Linked DNA regions of Homo sapiens: region 1 is linked to region 2. The links are chromatin loops, found by intact Hi-C in ENCODE. Cell type or tissue: IMR-90. All regions are shown on one strand.

What was found. A loop is a pair of places that touch in the nucleus more often than their neighbours do. Peaks named below come from ENCODE experiments on the same cell type or tissue, not always from the same donor. Only the 100,000 strongest peaks of a DNase experiment are listed, where the experiment ranks them.
Region 1: it touches region 2 in a loop (5-fold over the local background); 5 of 110 quality-filtered maps call a loop at or near these places.

Annotation. Positions count from the first base shown.
Region 1 is chr6:169,141,577-169,149,576 of GRCh38, reverse strand. No RefSeq gene overlaps it. Among named protein-coding and RNA genes, the nearest start is that of LINC01615, 17 kb to the left of the region's middle. In IMR-90, no CTCF peak of the experiment used is centred here; DNase peaks (open chromatin) are centred at 3,476 and 3,916; H3K27ac peaks cover 1,781 bases.
Region 2 is chr6:169,070,109-169,078,108 of GRCh38, reverse strand. It overlaps LOC124901469 (a long non-coding RNA gene), which reads right to left and starts at 2,689. Exons shown (of 2, transcript XR_007059888.1): 1 at 2,462-2,689. RefSeq lists an enhancer at 7,096-8,000. In IMR-90, a CTCF peak has its summit at 7,533; DNase peaks (open chromatin) are centred at 2,708, 4,588 and 7,348; H3K27ac peaks cover 5,401 bases.

The DNA.
Region 1 (8,000 bases), 71 kb before region 2:
TAATAAAATAAAACAAAAAGATCAAATGCAATGGAAACACATTTCAAACAGCAGAAACAAGAGGTGTTTGTGGTAGGTGGTTAGCACAGCTGACTTCCAAAAAGCACAAAGAGCAAAGAGGACTGATCATGCTAGTGTTCTAAGGTCCTTCATCATTTGGAAGTGGGAGCAGTAATAACATCAGCGAGAAATAAATCAGGAATGGGTGTGTTAATCTTTAAAATGCCATTAAGAGAAGAGTGAAAACATAATTAGAATAGAAACACTTGATTAATGCAAAAATAATTAAAGAAATAAGAAAAATGAATTAAGACCAGATTTCACACATTAAAAATGAAATATAAAAGAGTAGACTCACATCCAAATATATTGTAATGGTATGAAAATATGGATGAACTTAGTGTGCCAGTTAACCAATAATATTGCTGAATTGGATTAAAATAACAAAATGTAACTACACGCTCTTTACAGGAGACATACTTTATGTAAAAGGACACAGAAAAAGCAGGGAAATGTATCATCAAAGGCAGAAAATTTCTAGCATTAGTAAGTAAGGAAGTTTTTGTAATGAAAACAAAGAGCCATACACAGAAGATATACCAATTCTTAATCTAAATAAAATTTAGATTTTAATCTAATAAAATATTAGTGCACCTAAAAAATAACCTCAAGATATATAAAACAAAAATGGGAAAAAACCGAAGGAGAAATAGATAAGCCCACAACCATGTTGGAATAATCCAATATACTTTAGTAACAGAAAGGTAAAACAGACCAACTAAACATCAGTGATAACATAGAAGAGATGAAAAACTAGATTGACAAAATTGACCTAATAAGCAAACCCAGTGTCCCAGTTCATTCAGCCGTTAAAGGGCAATAGATTGGGTGGCTTATAAACAACAGAGACTTATTTCTCATTGTCTTGCGAACACAAAATATTTGAGACAGATCTCAGTCAATTTAGAAAATTTATTTTGCCAAGGTTACAGACACACACATGACACAGCCTCAGAAGTCTGCTCAGAATGATGGTTTCCAGCTTCATCCATGTCCCTGTAAAGGACATGAACTCATCCTTTTTTATGGCTGCATGGTATTCCATGGTGTATATGTGCCACATTTTCTTAATCCAGTCTATCATTGATGGACATTTGGGTTGGTTCCAAGTCTTTGCTATTGTGAATAGTGCAATAAACATACGTGTGCATGTGTCTTTATAGTAGTATGTTTTATAATCCTTTGGGTATATACCCAGTAAAGGGATCACTGGGTCAAATGGTTTTTCTAGTTCCAGATCCTTGAGGAATCACCACACTGTCTTCCATAATGGTTGAACTAGTTTACACTCCCACCAACAGCATAAAAGTGTTCCTATTTCTCCATATCCTCTCCAGCATGTATTGTTTCCTGACTTTTTAATGATCGCCATTAAAATCCTGACTTTTTAATGATCATTTAATGATCGCTTGAGATGGTATCTCATTGTGGTTTTGATTTGCATTTCTCTGATGACCAGTGATGATGAGCATTTTTTCATATGCCTTTTGGTTGCATAAATGTATTCTTTTGAGAAGTGTCTGTTCATATCCTTTGCCCACTTTTTGATGGGGTTGTTTTTTTCATGCAAATTTGTTTAAGTTCTTTGTAGATTCTGGATATTAGCCTTTTGTCAGATGGGTAGATTGCAAAGATTTTCTCCCATTCTGTAACAGCAAAAGAAACTATCATCAGAGTGAGCAGGTACTCAGTTTTTAGTACGTACTCAGTGAACATTTGTTAGATGAGTCAGCAGGAGAATCCTTTATGTTGTCTAGTGCGAAGTTCCTGCAATGGCCCACCCTCCTTTGCCTCAGTCTTCCATTCTGACTTCATCTTCTGTGGGCCTTCAGTTAGGAACTGCTCTAATATTAATACCTTCTAAACTGCAAATACTATGCAAGGTTAGCTTGGGAAGGATGGTGTCTTACATGTATTGACTCTTGGACCATCCGCCTCTTTGACTGCTTGTCTGTATGTGCATTTGTCGACATCACAGCTTCAGATACTCCGTTGCGTCCTAAGTGGTCAGGCCACAAGTTGGTTTTATACATTTTTAGGGAGGCATAAGGCATCAATACATGTGAAATGTACATTGGTTTGGTTGGGAAAGGCAGGATAACTGGAAGCACGGGCTTCCAGGTTATAGGCGATTCAAAGGTTTTCTGATTGGCAATTGGTCGAAAGAGTTATTGTCTAAACCTGGAATTAATATAAAAGAATGTCTGGGTTAAGATAAGGGGTTGTGGAAACCAAGGTTTTATCAAGAAGTTGAAGCTTCCAGGTAGCAGGCTTCAGAGAGAATAGACTGTAAATGTTTCTTATGAGACTTAAAGAGTTTGTTCTATCAGTAATTCCAAAAGAGAGGAGGGTATGATAAGGCACATCTGACTCTCTCTTCCCATCATGGCCTGAACTAGTTTTTCAAGTTATCTTCCCAATGGCCTTGGCCGAGAGGAGGGGTCCATTTGGATGGTTGAGGCTTAGAATTTTACTTTCGGTTTCCACATCCCTCTGGCTCTCAGCCTCTACCTTGGTGGGCCTCATTACCTGAGCTGGGTGGGGGATGAAATGAGCTTGGAAAGACTGGGCTGGTTTTGAGAGAAATGATAGAAAGTGTCAGGCTTTGCCATGGACTTTCTGGAGGCTATGGAGAGGGGAAAGGACAAGGGGTAGGAACAGAGCTTCAAACTTGAGAATGCAGAGAATCCAGAGCATGAGCCCTGAGTGTGTGTGGACACCAAGAAGGGGGAGGGGTGTTAGTTCACTTTCCTGCAGCTGATAAAGACATACTTGAGACTGGGAAGAAAAAGAGGTTTAATTGGACTTACAGCTCCACACAGCTGGGGAGGCCTCTGAATCACGATGGGAGGTGAAAGGCACTTCTTACATGGTGGCAGCAAGAGAAAATGATGCAGAAGCAAAAGCAGAAACCCCTGATAAACCCATCAGATATCGTGAGACTTACTTATATCATGAGAACAGCACAGGAAAGACCAGCCCCATGATTCAATTACCTCTGCCTTGGTCTCTCCCAAAACATGTGGGAATTCTGGGAGATACAATTCAAGTTGAGATTTGAATGGGGACACAGCCAAACCACATCAGGGAGTCTGTTTGTGGGTAAAGCATAGGCGTCTCTGACCACTGAGACACCGCCTCCAGAGCAGCCACAGACACAAGGCAGAACCTGCTGCCATATGCAGTTGGCGTGGAAAGGAACACACGGATGCTGCATTTAATAACTGTTGTGTTTCTGTGGACGGTGAAGGCACGCAAGGCTCCAGCTTGTTTTGAAGACTGAATTTTAGAATCCCTTGACCACCCATTCCTTTTCTCTAAATCTGAAATCCTTTTCTTTCTGGATTGCATCCAAAGAGAAACTTGTGATGAATTTTACCATGTGCTGTGCTGACTCCCAGCCATGAAGCACAGGCCGTTGCTGGAGCCACGTGTGCAGATGGCGGCTGATGGGGAAATGAGGAAAGACACTTGCTCCCACCGCAGGGAATAATGCATCTTTGTTATTTCATTTCTGAAAGAAGGAAATTGTTCCACTGTGCTTTGATAAAATAGATGATCCTTTCTTTTTAAAGAGAATGAAATAAACAATTCTGAGGTTAGTTGCTTTAAAAAATCTGTTTATATATCAGTTTCTGCCAAAGACCTTGAAAAAGTGCATTGCTGGTGGTGGTGATGTTTCTCCCCGCCCCTCCCCGCCCCCCGAAAACACATTGTATTCATTATATGGTCTGCATTTTGCCTGGGGTTAAGAATCCACAGGATTTTTCTCTTGAGTCCAATTCAGAATGTATGTTTTAATTCTTCGGAGAATTTATCTCTTGCCTGTGTGGAGGTTTGAGACATGTAAACATCTCTCCAAATAACCACCACCAGCCTGTGACGGACGCAGCCAGCAGTTATTCCAGGCATGTGGGAGATGGTTGCTGATCCAGCCTGGGAGTCACTGATACCAAAACAGAATGTCTGTGTTGATGGAGAATCTACCATTCAGATTCATGTCTGGAAGGCATTTTTTGATTGTTTCTGTAATTCTGAAATATTTCAGAGACCATAATCCCCATAAAATAGGAATTTGTGACCCTGACTCCGATGGAGGTAGCTTAAGATTCATTTCTTTTTTATGTTCTGTGATTTTACATATCACTTAAAATGGGATAAGTTTTTTAGTTGCTGACTATTTAGTTATGGGCTTAGCAAGAGTGTCCAGAAGAGCTTATTCAGCACAACATCATCACGAGTCTATGGCTGCAGAGTCTCAGCCATGTGTATTCCATGTGTATTACAGTGTATTCATTAACCTATTAATAAATCATTTATTAATTTATGTTTTAAATTAATGTATGTTTATTCCAGAGAATGGAGATACAGCAGTGAACAAAACAGTCAAGTTCCTTGTTATTATTGAGTTTACTTTCAAGCGGAAAGATGCATAGTAATATATTATATATCAGAGGCTATGGGTGAAAAGACAGAAAACTAGAGAGTCACAGAGAAGGGCATGTTACTGTGGATAGAGACTCCTATCCAGTGAAGACCTGAACTGCTGGAGCGGGTGCACCCAGCCCCACAGGAGCAGCCCAGGCAGAGACAGCAAGCGCACGCCTGCATTCGAGCTGCTTTGCAAAGGGGCAGAAGGCGGCTGAGTGAGATGCAGAAGTTTAAATACTGCCCTATGGTCAGCTTGTGCCTTGGATAAGCTCTCTTGACAGGCAATCACAAGATTTGTCTTTCGTATTTTCTATTTAAAACAAAGAAAATAACTCTAAACTGATATTTTAATAAAAAGCAATTCCGGAAGCCAACTTTCTGTTCCTTCCTGAATACCTGGACCCATAGAGAAGGGAAGGCTGGGCTTATGGGCATGGGTGAGCAGGGATGAGGCTGAGGAAGTTAGTAGGAAATGCTTTCTAGATCACTGGCCTCCTCTGCCTGGTGAATAGCAAATGCTGGAAGAATTATTTGCAGAGCTGCACAACATATGTTGTCTTTGACAGCATGACCTCTTGGTAAAGAATTCTGCATCTCAACCATGTGGAGGTACCCACTGCACTGAGATAAATCAGGAACAGCAGATGTGTGCAGCTCTGTCATTTACTCTGCTTAAGGTGTTTTAATCCCAAAGAGGTAAGAAGAAATTAAGACAAAATCGAAGTCACCTGTATTAAAAGAATCAAAGCATCTTGGAAAATAGGGATATTTTCTCCTGGCAGCCCTCACTGTAGGGTACCCCTGGGCGTCTTCTGTACCTCCTGTCCTCTCTTGAAGGTTTATTTCATTGTGAAGGAGACATCTGCCAACTGAAGTGTGTTTGCTCATATCAGCTAACTGGATTCTACTTTTTCAAAATGTGAATTAAATAAAATGTAAACAATGTAAACTATTGTAAAAGGTTGTGAAATTAGTTTTCATTATACAACAATATCAATATAATAAAAAAATAAATTCACTGTGTGTTCTTAAAATTTGAATAAAGGAAATTCTTATGAAAATGTAAACAACTCTTTCCCCATACATTTCTGAGCTCCACTAAGAAGAAGAAAACTATTTATGCTTGATAGCTTCTCTTTTCTCTCCACAGTTCACAGCAGAAATAGTTGCAAAAGTATTTTCCTAAACTAAAATGTAATTCAACAGAGAAGCTGCTTCACCTGTTATAGACAGGAGACAAGAAAATATGGCGTAGAAGAAGGCAGTTCCCCCAGCAAAGGCCCCACCCTCAAGCCTGGAGACCCATGGCCCTAAGTGGGAAAAGGCTTTTCTGTTTTTGAGCCGAAAAAGTTGCCTTTGGCCCACCACACCTCCCCCCAATTCTGTACCCATATAAACCCTGAACCCCAGGCTCCAGAAGCAGATGAGCAGGTGAGGAGACAAGCAGATAGACAGCAGAACAAGGCAGCAGAGAAAGAGAGAAGAGGAGGAGTGTCTGAATGATGAGAGGAGTTCGGCTGGGTGTGGTTGGAGAGGACTTCGGCTGCTGGACAGCCAGACTCCAGGGGAAGATCGCCTTCCCACTCCATCCTCCCTTCCAGCTCCCCATCCATCCCACCGAGAGCCACGTCCACCACTCAGCAAAACCCTGCATTCATCCTTCAAATCTGTGTGTGACCCGATTCTTCCAGGATGCTGCGCAAGAGCTCAGGATACAGAAAGCTGTCACACTGGCCCTTGGCCCTTGCAAAAGGCAGAGGGTCCACTGAGCTGGTTAACACTTAAGCCATCTGTGGATGGCAAAGCTAAAAGAACATGGTAACACTGGGACTGCAGGCACCCACCCCTAGACACTACTGCAGGGCTGGAGCCCAAAGCAATTGTCCCTGCTTGCACCTGCCTGTCTGCATGCTCCCACTCCGGTCAGGGGTTTGGATGGTGGCGGCGATGGAACAGGTGAGCCACACCCCCATTACACGTTATTTGAGGGGGATCAGGAGACTCCCATTTCACCTATAGACATTTATTTCAAGAGAAGCATTTCAGGAATATATGTACTTTATTAAAGATGTATACCTATTTTTAAAAATCGTTTTGTAATTAGCTTAGTTGATATCTTTGGAAGCCTTAGAGTGAGAAAAAAATACTGCTTGTTGGACTGGGAAAAGAGGGATGAGAACCACACAATTATATGAAAGAATTAGTGAATTAACTGCATTTAGTCCATATTTACTGCCTTACCTGCTTCTGTTGTGGGTTTATACATGTGATGATAACTGACCTTTGGGTAGAAGCATCGTCATCTCTGCTGGGATCAACACTCATCCTGGTTTAGGCTTCAGCTTCCTGTGGAACATGGACCCTTTGTTGCTGGGACAGGTGGCCCTCCTCAAGGACTCTGAGAAGCAGGTGCGTGCTTTGGTGGGGGTAGGAGTACCGAGGGGATGAGGAACGGGAGGAACTGCTGGCATTCTAAGCCATCGGATGAGGGAATGGAGGAGCGAGATTTGCCATAAGCGATGTCCTGTCTAGGGAGCCATGACCGACTTGCTCGGGCTTCCATGAGCAGCATCTGTCCGAATTAGGGCTGCTGCCCTCCTCTGCACCACGGCCTCCAGAACAGATCTAATTATAGCGCTTGGCATGCTCTAGTTTAGTTCACTTCAGGAACTTCCTTTTTACTTGCTTATTCTCAGTGCTTCTGCAAATGCATGACACATAATTGCTACAGTGATCCTTGAGGGGGAAAAACATGAATGCAGCCATCCCCATTGCTGGGGAAACTACAGTGATCCCTTGAGGGGGAAAAACATGAATGCAGCCATCCCCATTGCTGGGGAAACTACAGTGATCCCTTGAGGGGGAATACATGAATGCAGCCATCCCCGTTGCTGGGGAAACAGTGGCGCTGGGGATATGCCCTCCTGGCAAAGGCCTTAGTTGGCAATTCAGGGCCGGGGCAGAGAGAGAAGCAGACCTTTGTCAAATGTGTTGAGTTGCGCTGCTAACTGGTTTCTGAGCAAAGGCTCCCTGTGCGTGTTCCAGCATGATCTGTGCTCAGGCCCACACATATGCCAATGCTGCTGGTGACCCTCCAACCCCGTGACACCACCACCTCAGCCGGCTCACACTGTGGACGAGGAAGAGGCCCTGTGCGCCGGGGAGGGAGGCTCTGCTTGTCAGGAACAACTTGCGTCTATCATGACTCTTGAGTTTGGACCAACTTCTGAAAGTAAACAATCCTGTCCTGAAGCAGGGTGAGTGGACGACCTAATTGGCTCTGACCAGTCCCCACTTTAGCAGCTGTGACTTTGCTCATCCTGTTGGAGTGTCTTTGCGAATTACACAGAGGACCATCAACAGCCGATCCCAAGAGCAGATGTGAGTTGTCATGTTAATTCTTCATAGAGAAGGAAGAGCTCAGCTGAAAAGCATGCAAGTTTACTTTATTATTATTATTATTTTTTTATGTAACCCGAGATTGGGTCAACATTAGCAGTATTTCAAAA
Region 2 (8,000 bases):
ACGACTAGACATTCATTTTCTGTTTCTGAGGCAGTCACCTACGAAAAGCCTCAGCACTGGAGATGCCAAGGCAGCCGTGAGCCATTCTGGGTGAGAAACACCTTCTAGCAGGGCCCTGGGGCCACAGCGCGGTGGGTGTCCCCTGGCTTAGACATCTGCTTCTGCTTCTGCTTCTCTTTGCTTCTACATTCAAAATCTTCTTGCTTTGGTTGTATGAATCACTTTTCTATTCGCCTTTAGAAACCACTAAAAGTGATGTGCTTTCCCTCGTATGGTGTGGGTTCCAAATACACTGAGTGACTTAGTGGGTCTTTAAATGGAAGAAATGGAATTGTACATACTCTTAATTTTAAACAATGTGAAAATATTTTTGCTGTATCCCACGTTTAGTTACACACAGAAAAACAGCACAAAAGTATAAGAGATATGTAGTTTCGCAAGGCTTTTTGTTGTTATGTTTAGTTGGATATATTTCTAATGAAGCACAAAGACCTCTACATATGAATACTTATGTTAACTATTGTCTAAACTCGAATAACGCAACAAAATCAATATCCTAAAATATTCTCCCAAAATCCAGACAATGTATAATTTTGTATGTATCAAGATGTTCAAATTTACTCATAGATTTTTGGGGGGTGGAAGGAAGGTGAAGAGGTTCCTCAAGAGAACATTTTTAAAATTGGAATCAGCTGTTAATTTGAATATAGGTGTAGTTGTAAATGAAAGAATGATTTCTAAAATGACATGAATGTAACATGTGTATCCTTTTAAGTTAGAAAAAAACACAGTTGAAGGTCATACATCCAGGTCAGCTTTAAAATTAATAAGTATAAAAACCATCTTCTTCCTTGCCAGCATTTGTGAGCCAGATGCAGCGTAGAACATAATCTGCCCGTGCAGGGAATGACAGTGTGAATGTGCGTATTATCGAGGTGAAGTCAGTCCCGTCAGCAATGATGGGCCCAACTGTCCCTGCCCGTCTTTGCTCCAACGTCCTAAAATACACCTCAAGTCTGGCACTGTTTTTAAACTCCTTCTATGATGGGTCTTCGTGTCCAGCAACAAGCTGGAGCGGCCTGGTGTGGTATGTGGGTCACGACTCAATTGCTTCAATCCCTTTCTTCCCTGAGCAATCCCCGCTCTCCCAGGTGCAACTGGTCAGTTCAATGAACCTGACCTTCACTGTATTCTAAGCACGCCAGACACACTGAAATCTCCTCCTCATCCTCTCTTGGGAAATTTCTACTCAACGTTTAATAAAGAATCTGAGTGCTGCCCCCTCGATGGGTCTCCCAGAGCCCCGTGCTGTCTTTGCATTCCTGCTGCAGCTCGTGCATCCTTTCCTGTCACCTGTGTTTCGTTCTCCAAATGCTACTCCTGCGTGGGACATATTGATGGTGTCCTGCAGGAAGGGGCTGAGGCACTATAAATAGGGAATCCATTTCTAGCTCTACTCCAAGTAGGACACAGTCCTTCTCAGACAAGCATACTAGAACTCACTATTCCTCACCAGCTCCTCAGAGTGCCGAGGCTCAGGCTTCCCCAGAAAGCATGCAGACCAAGTGCACATGGACCACAAACTGAGAGCTGCAATAGTCCTGAGCCCCAGCTGGGAATCCTCAGAGCCTGCTGGAAAGCACAGTTCTTCATAGACATCAGTGAACTGAAGGCTTCCTGTGGAGCTCGTGGATGATGAAAGGACACTGGTCCTGATGGGCAGGGATGCTTGGTGTGTAGTTCTGTAAAGACGTTGGGACTCACGGGACTCCATCCGTCCAAGCGGGCCCAGCTGGGCCTCCCCTGAGACTTGGGCCTTAGTAGGTGCCTATCATTTCTTCTGGTGCAGATTCAGGCCTGTGAGTGAATATGACCACATAACCTGTGCTTCCCGGGAGGTTCTGGACACATTCCAGTTGTTGCTCTGTCTCCTACTTCTGCAGCCAGACTTCTCACAAGTATTGACTGCATACATTGTGTCAATAATGATGACTTCAGCAGCATCTAACCAAACCAAATTACAGCAGCCTCACCAAAAAAGATGTGTTTTCGGGGAATAGAAAGTTCAGAAGCAAACAGTCCAGGGTGATTGCAGCTGTTCAGGGAATTCACCCAAGGCCCCGGCTCCCTCCCACTTTCTGCTCCATTGAAGGGTAAAGGTCTCTTGCAGATGGACCCACTTCACCCTGAGCTGACCTTGGGCTTATTACCTGTGTTCTCGTTTTTACCAGGCTAGTTGCTGTAATGTTGCTTAAAAACTAATGCTAGGGGCTATAAACTTGCAAACGTAATTTTGTGCCAGACATAAATTTCTAACCATATGCTAGAATTGCTCAAATTGTGTCTATTTTTTCTCAAGAAAACTTGGCTGCCTATCCATTGCTTATGGAATAAAATAGAATCTCCCTCATTTGTTATTTAAAGACTTTTTGAGCAAACTTCTCCCCCTTGCGAGGTTTACCTCAAGTAAACGCCGTCACGTCCTCCACACCCCAGAGGAACTGACCTCCACGCTCCTCAGTCGCTCCCCTGCGTTCATGTCCTGTGGTGGTTCAGACCTCAGTAAGAGACATGGCTAAACTGCTTCACCAGAAAATGTAATGTGATGTAATATCCTTTCTGATTTATTTTCTTTCCGATCTTTGTATTAAGAACTAAAGATCGTGTGCAGCTTGGTCGTGTCATTCCGTTGTTGTGAAATGTTTTCCGAATGAGCTTTGCAGAATTTCTCTGCATCTGTGCAGTTTTTCAGTGGAAGAGAAGCAGGCCACGTGTCCACGACCCAATGCAACTCCTCCCGCGTTAGCTGCCACAGCCAAGAAGGGAGCCTGCAACTTCTCTTCTCCTTGCCTGAGCTGTTGGCCACATGCTGAAAACGAAAACTAAGCAGTGTGTCCATGGCTCCTCCAAAACAACGCTCATTCCCGCTGTGCAAGAATGCCTCAGCCCTCACTGAGTTTCCATTTTTTTTCTGGCTGTCAAAGTAGACAAAGTTTATGTCATACATCTTAGCAGCTAAATGTATGTTCTTAGATTGTTTCTTTGTGCACAAATACTGTCTTATCAAACTGTATGGTCCTTACACACAAGTAAACACATGGGAAGCACATGAGAAGCTTTAGTGACTATTTCATTAACACTTCTGAATAGCGTTAGCCGGAAACAGTAAATCCAGAGCCTTCCTCACATCCTCACATGCCTTCAGATATCCTCTGACCTTCGGAAGTGACCTTAGGTATGATTTTCCTTTCCTCATTTCCAAGTCTTTGATCCAAGTGGGGTTGAAGTATCATCCCGACTCATTTCTGAAGACTTGTAGCATAGGGCAGCCCCTGGCTTATTCTCAAGCTGCCCAATATCTTTAGTTTGTTTATTTTTTCCAAATATGCCAAGACAAACTTTCCCTCAAGCAGAAATGATAAATCCACATGGCTTATTTACAGCAGTTCCAGGGGACTAGAGGGATATGATAAAAAGAAGCCAGGGGGTCCCTGTGAGGCCAACATTCTGTAAGACGCTCCGGTCAGGGCCATTCATTTCTAATCACAGTTAGTCCTCAGAGTGGGAATCATGATATCCATTTTAGGAAAGGAATTCAATTGTATGTATTAAGAATTTGGGGCAAAAGCTTGGTAGGAAAGCAATAAACATTTATTTGATGAAGATGTATATGTCCATGAGTGACAGACAGGAATTGCAACTAACGTGTATCAGATTCCAAAGCATTTTTTTTTTTCAGCAAACTATACTTAATGGTATGTTATGTGATCTGCCAATATCATCACATAGACTTTTAAAAATCTTGGCCGGGCACAGTGGCTCACACCTGTAATCCCAGCACCTTGGGAGGCAGAGGCGGGGGGGATCACCTAAGGTCAGGAGTTCGATACCAGCCTGACCAATAAGGTGAAACCTTGTCTCTACTGAAAATATGAAAATTAGCTGGGGGTGGTGGTGTGCACCTGTAGTCCCAGCTACTCGAGAGGTTGAGACAGGAGAATTGCTTGAACCCGGGAGGTGGAGGTTGCAGTGAGCCGAGATCGTGCCACTGCACTCCATCCAGCCTGGGTGACAGAGTGAGACTCCATCTCAAAGAAACAAAACAAAACAAAACAAACTATTTTGGCCTTTAAAAATATACTTTATTTTTCTCTCTTATCAAAATGCTTACTTTCAAGAAATGGATCCCAGTTTACACTAGTAATTGTCCATGTCTTTGGAATACCTGCCTGTGCTCCTGGGAGGTTGAGCTATTTCCCCATTTTACACATATGGGAACTGAGGCTTCAAGGAGTGAAATAATTTTGCTAAGATGGAACTGTAATGAAAGCACCGAGGTTTGCAGCCGTAGGGGTCTCATTACACAGAGAAGGCCGTTCTCCTGCAATGCACTGTGTGTCATGGCTAAACTCTTTCACAGCCCCGAGTGGCTCTCTGGCATGAAGCTGGTCACATAGTTTTCTGAATTTGCAATGCAGTAATTATCTAGGGTCAAGATGAAGAATTCTGTAGGAGAGGCAGCTGGGATATCTTGGTGAATTCCCAAATACTTCTATAGCCACAGGGTATTTATGAAGACCCATGGTGATGGTCAGCATTCCTAGCAGGGGTTGGGAGCATTCCACTTGACCCCAGCCCTGCTGCTCCGTCCGTTCAACTGGGCTGCTCTGGGGCTGGTGCAGCCTCTCAGGATGTGGAGTCAGGAAACCCAGGAATCCCATTCCTTGCTCCAGGCCACCCAGAACATCAGGGTGGGGCTGGTGTAGGAGCTGCAGCCTCCTGTTGTTGGTCTTATCCAGATTCCAGGCTTCTCTAGCAGACATTCTAATGTAAAGTCATATTTTGGAAAGTGATTTCATCATCTGATTCCCAAGTTTTTCTCCAGAAAATTCTGCTTTTTCATCACTTCTCAAAGGCACACTTTTAAATAAAAACCATAAAGTGTTGGTTCATATTGTTTATTCTTGTGTACAAATCTGCTGTGTCAATAAGAATAAGGTACTTTTGAAATGTAGACACACTGTGGTCCTGATGCGTTTGGTTCAATTCGGGTGAGTGCGGCTCTCGGGATGCCCCCAGTTACAGCGCCAAGTGGGTCCTTAGCTCTGGCCTCTCCCTAGCTGTGATTCCCTGGTCAAAATTCGCTCCCTAATTCTCAGGAACAACTTCAAACTCCTGCCATTCTCTTCAAACCTTGGATTTCAGGTGAAGTCCCAGCCTCAGCCGGATCTGTCAAAGGGCACTGAAGTAGAAACTGCGTCTCGGGATATGTCCTGCCTTGAGGCGAGTGCAAGGGGCTTTTGCCCGGTCACTCCCAGGCCACAGACTCATCTGGGGCTTTGGATTCCTAAGCACTCCTCCCTCCCGATGGGACACCCTGTTCCACAGCCTCTGGATACTCTCATGAGGTCTGTGGTGTGGACCCCAAGCAGCAAACCCACAGACGCACGCTGTGCATGGAATCTAAGAGGATCTGGGCAGGACCCTGGGTGGTCCGGGGCTCCGGGGAGCAGAGGCCACACTGACATTAACTGGGTGAGGATTTTACAAGGAGGAATGCCTGTGCAAGGGAAACAATGTGGGAGAGTGGCCAGGCTGGGACTCGAGTTCTACCCCAGAGGAGGACAGAGAGAAAGGAGGCTGGGAGGATGCATCTTGGACCTCTTTGTAGACTGAGAGACTGCCACTGCTGCTGCAGAGCCCCAAGGCCAAAGCCAGCGGTCAGAGAAGCCCAGCGCCTCCCCAAGGACGGGCTCCGCTAAGCCTTCCTATCCACGTGAATGTTGCTGAGGAACAGCTCCCAGGCAGTGCAGCCTTCACACTAAGGCAGCAGTGGATTGCAGATGGTTGCAGCTGGCGTCCTGTGAAGACATATTCATTGCCGCGACATCAGACATCATAAACGTGCATATGAGCACCAAGGAAGCACACGGTGTTGTATTCATCCATTTTCACACTGCTGTAAGGAACTGCCTGAAACTGGGTCATTTATAGAGGAAAGAGGTTTAATTGACTCACAGTTCAGCATGGCTGGGGAGGCCTCAGGAAACTTACAATCATGGAGGAAGGTGAAGGAGAAGCAAATACCTTCGTCACAAGGCAGCAGGAGAGAGAGAGAACCAAGAACCAAGTGAGGAGCGCCACCTTTAAACCATCAGCTCTCATGAGACTTCCTCACTATCACAACAGCCTGGGGGAAACCGCACCCACGATCCAATCACCTCCTACCAGGTCCCACCCTCGATACATGGGGATCACAATTTGAGATGAGATTTGGGTGGGGACACAGAGCCAAGCCATATCAAGTATGTTCACAGAAGTCTTATTCATTATGACCTCAAACTGAGAACACATCAAATGTCTATCAGCAGTAGCATGTATCAATAAGTAACGGTGTCTCTTTTTACAATGAGTTACTTTACAGGAATGGCATCTTCTCTACTGCATAGGACATGGATGAATGCCACAAACATCATGCAGACTAGAAGGGGTCAGACGCAAAAGACCATGTGTCACGTGACACCACGTGTGCTCAGCTTTGAAACAGACAGAGCCGCTTTGCAGCGTTGGCCCTCAGATTAGGGGTCACCTTCTGGAAGGAAGGGAGGGAGGGTGAGGAGGGCAACAGAAGTCCTTCTGAGGTGTCAATAGTACTCTATTTGCGATTATTGTCAACATAGTTTTAATCTGTAAGCAACTTGCTTAAATGTTGACAGTTATTTTGTGTGCATGTGTGTATGTTAACTATAAACCCAGCTCCCTGGTTTATAACATTTGATATGAATGGTTCCTTAATGCAGAATCAAAAACACAGGTAGGTGCACAGTCCTTGTGCATGAAAATAATTGCTACAACCATGTATTAATACGTGGGGCACAAAAAATCATGGAACCTATCTTTTTTTTTGGTTAACAGTATAAAGAATGTTATCACTCACAGTGCTATTGACTCAGTCCAGGCACTGAACTGGACACCAGGCGCTCTGAGAACAAATTGCTTGGATATTCCTAGGCTTGTTTATTTTGACATCAGTTAAAAGTAATATTGTGAAGAAGGATGGAAATAGATGTTGAAATGCTATCTGGCAGGGCAATGATTCCAATGCTTAGCACGAGGTCTGTGGTCGGTCCAGCTTGAATTCCTTTTCTCAAGATAGGTCACCTCGGATTCTCTAAGAAATGTGCACAATGCTTAAATAAAATGCCATTTTTGTCAAACTGTGTAGACACACAAAACTCAAACAGAAAATTGGCACCACAGTCCCACTTTCTGTCGTAAAACCATCTTCTCCCTCAGGCTGATTCATTCGGTCATAACCCAGCAGCCCATGAGTCTCTAAGCACCTACTGTTGGTGGAGCCTGAAGCTGTATCATGCGCCTCGAGGGGCTGACTCACAGCCCAGGGCTCAGCCGTTCACAGCGACCTCAGCGTGACTCACGCTCAGGACCCAGGTCCTGTCCAAAGTTATTAAAGCTGCACTCAGGCCCTCTGTGCCTCTGACTATCGCGTTCCTTCACAATTATTAGCAGAGAACCCCTCCTGGTGAGAGCAGGCTGAAATATCTGAAATTCATTTTCTTTTAAGGGACTCCAGTTTGGCACATAAATTTCCCCTCTTTGCTCTCCCCAGAAAACACACTGTGAATCTGGCATTTCTTTTTCATCATGCTAAGAACACATGGGAACGTCATAGTTTTAATTTACTGTATTGCATGTATTTAAGGTGTGTGACACGCTGTTTGGATCCAGTGATCTGGTCATGCACACTCATAGGGAAGCAAGGACTACAGTCAAGCCAATTAATGCGGACATCATTTCACACAGTTGCTGTGTGTGTGCGGGCATGGTAAGTGTATCAGTCAGGGTTCTCTAGAGGTACAGAGCTAATGCAATAGATGTATATGTAAAAGAGGAGTTTATTAAGTATTAACTCACCCAATCACAGGGTCCCACAATAGGCGGTCTGCAGGCTGAGGAGCAAGGAGAGCCAGGCCAAGTTC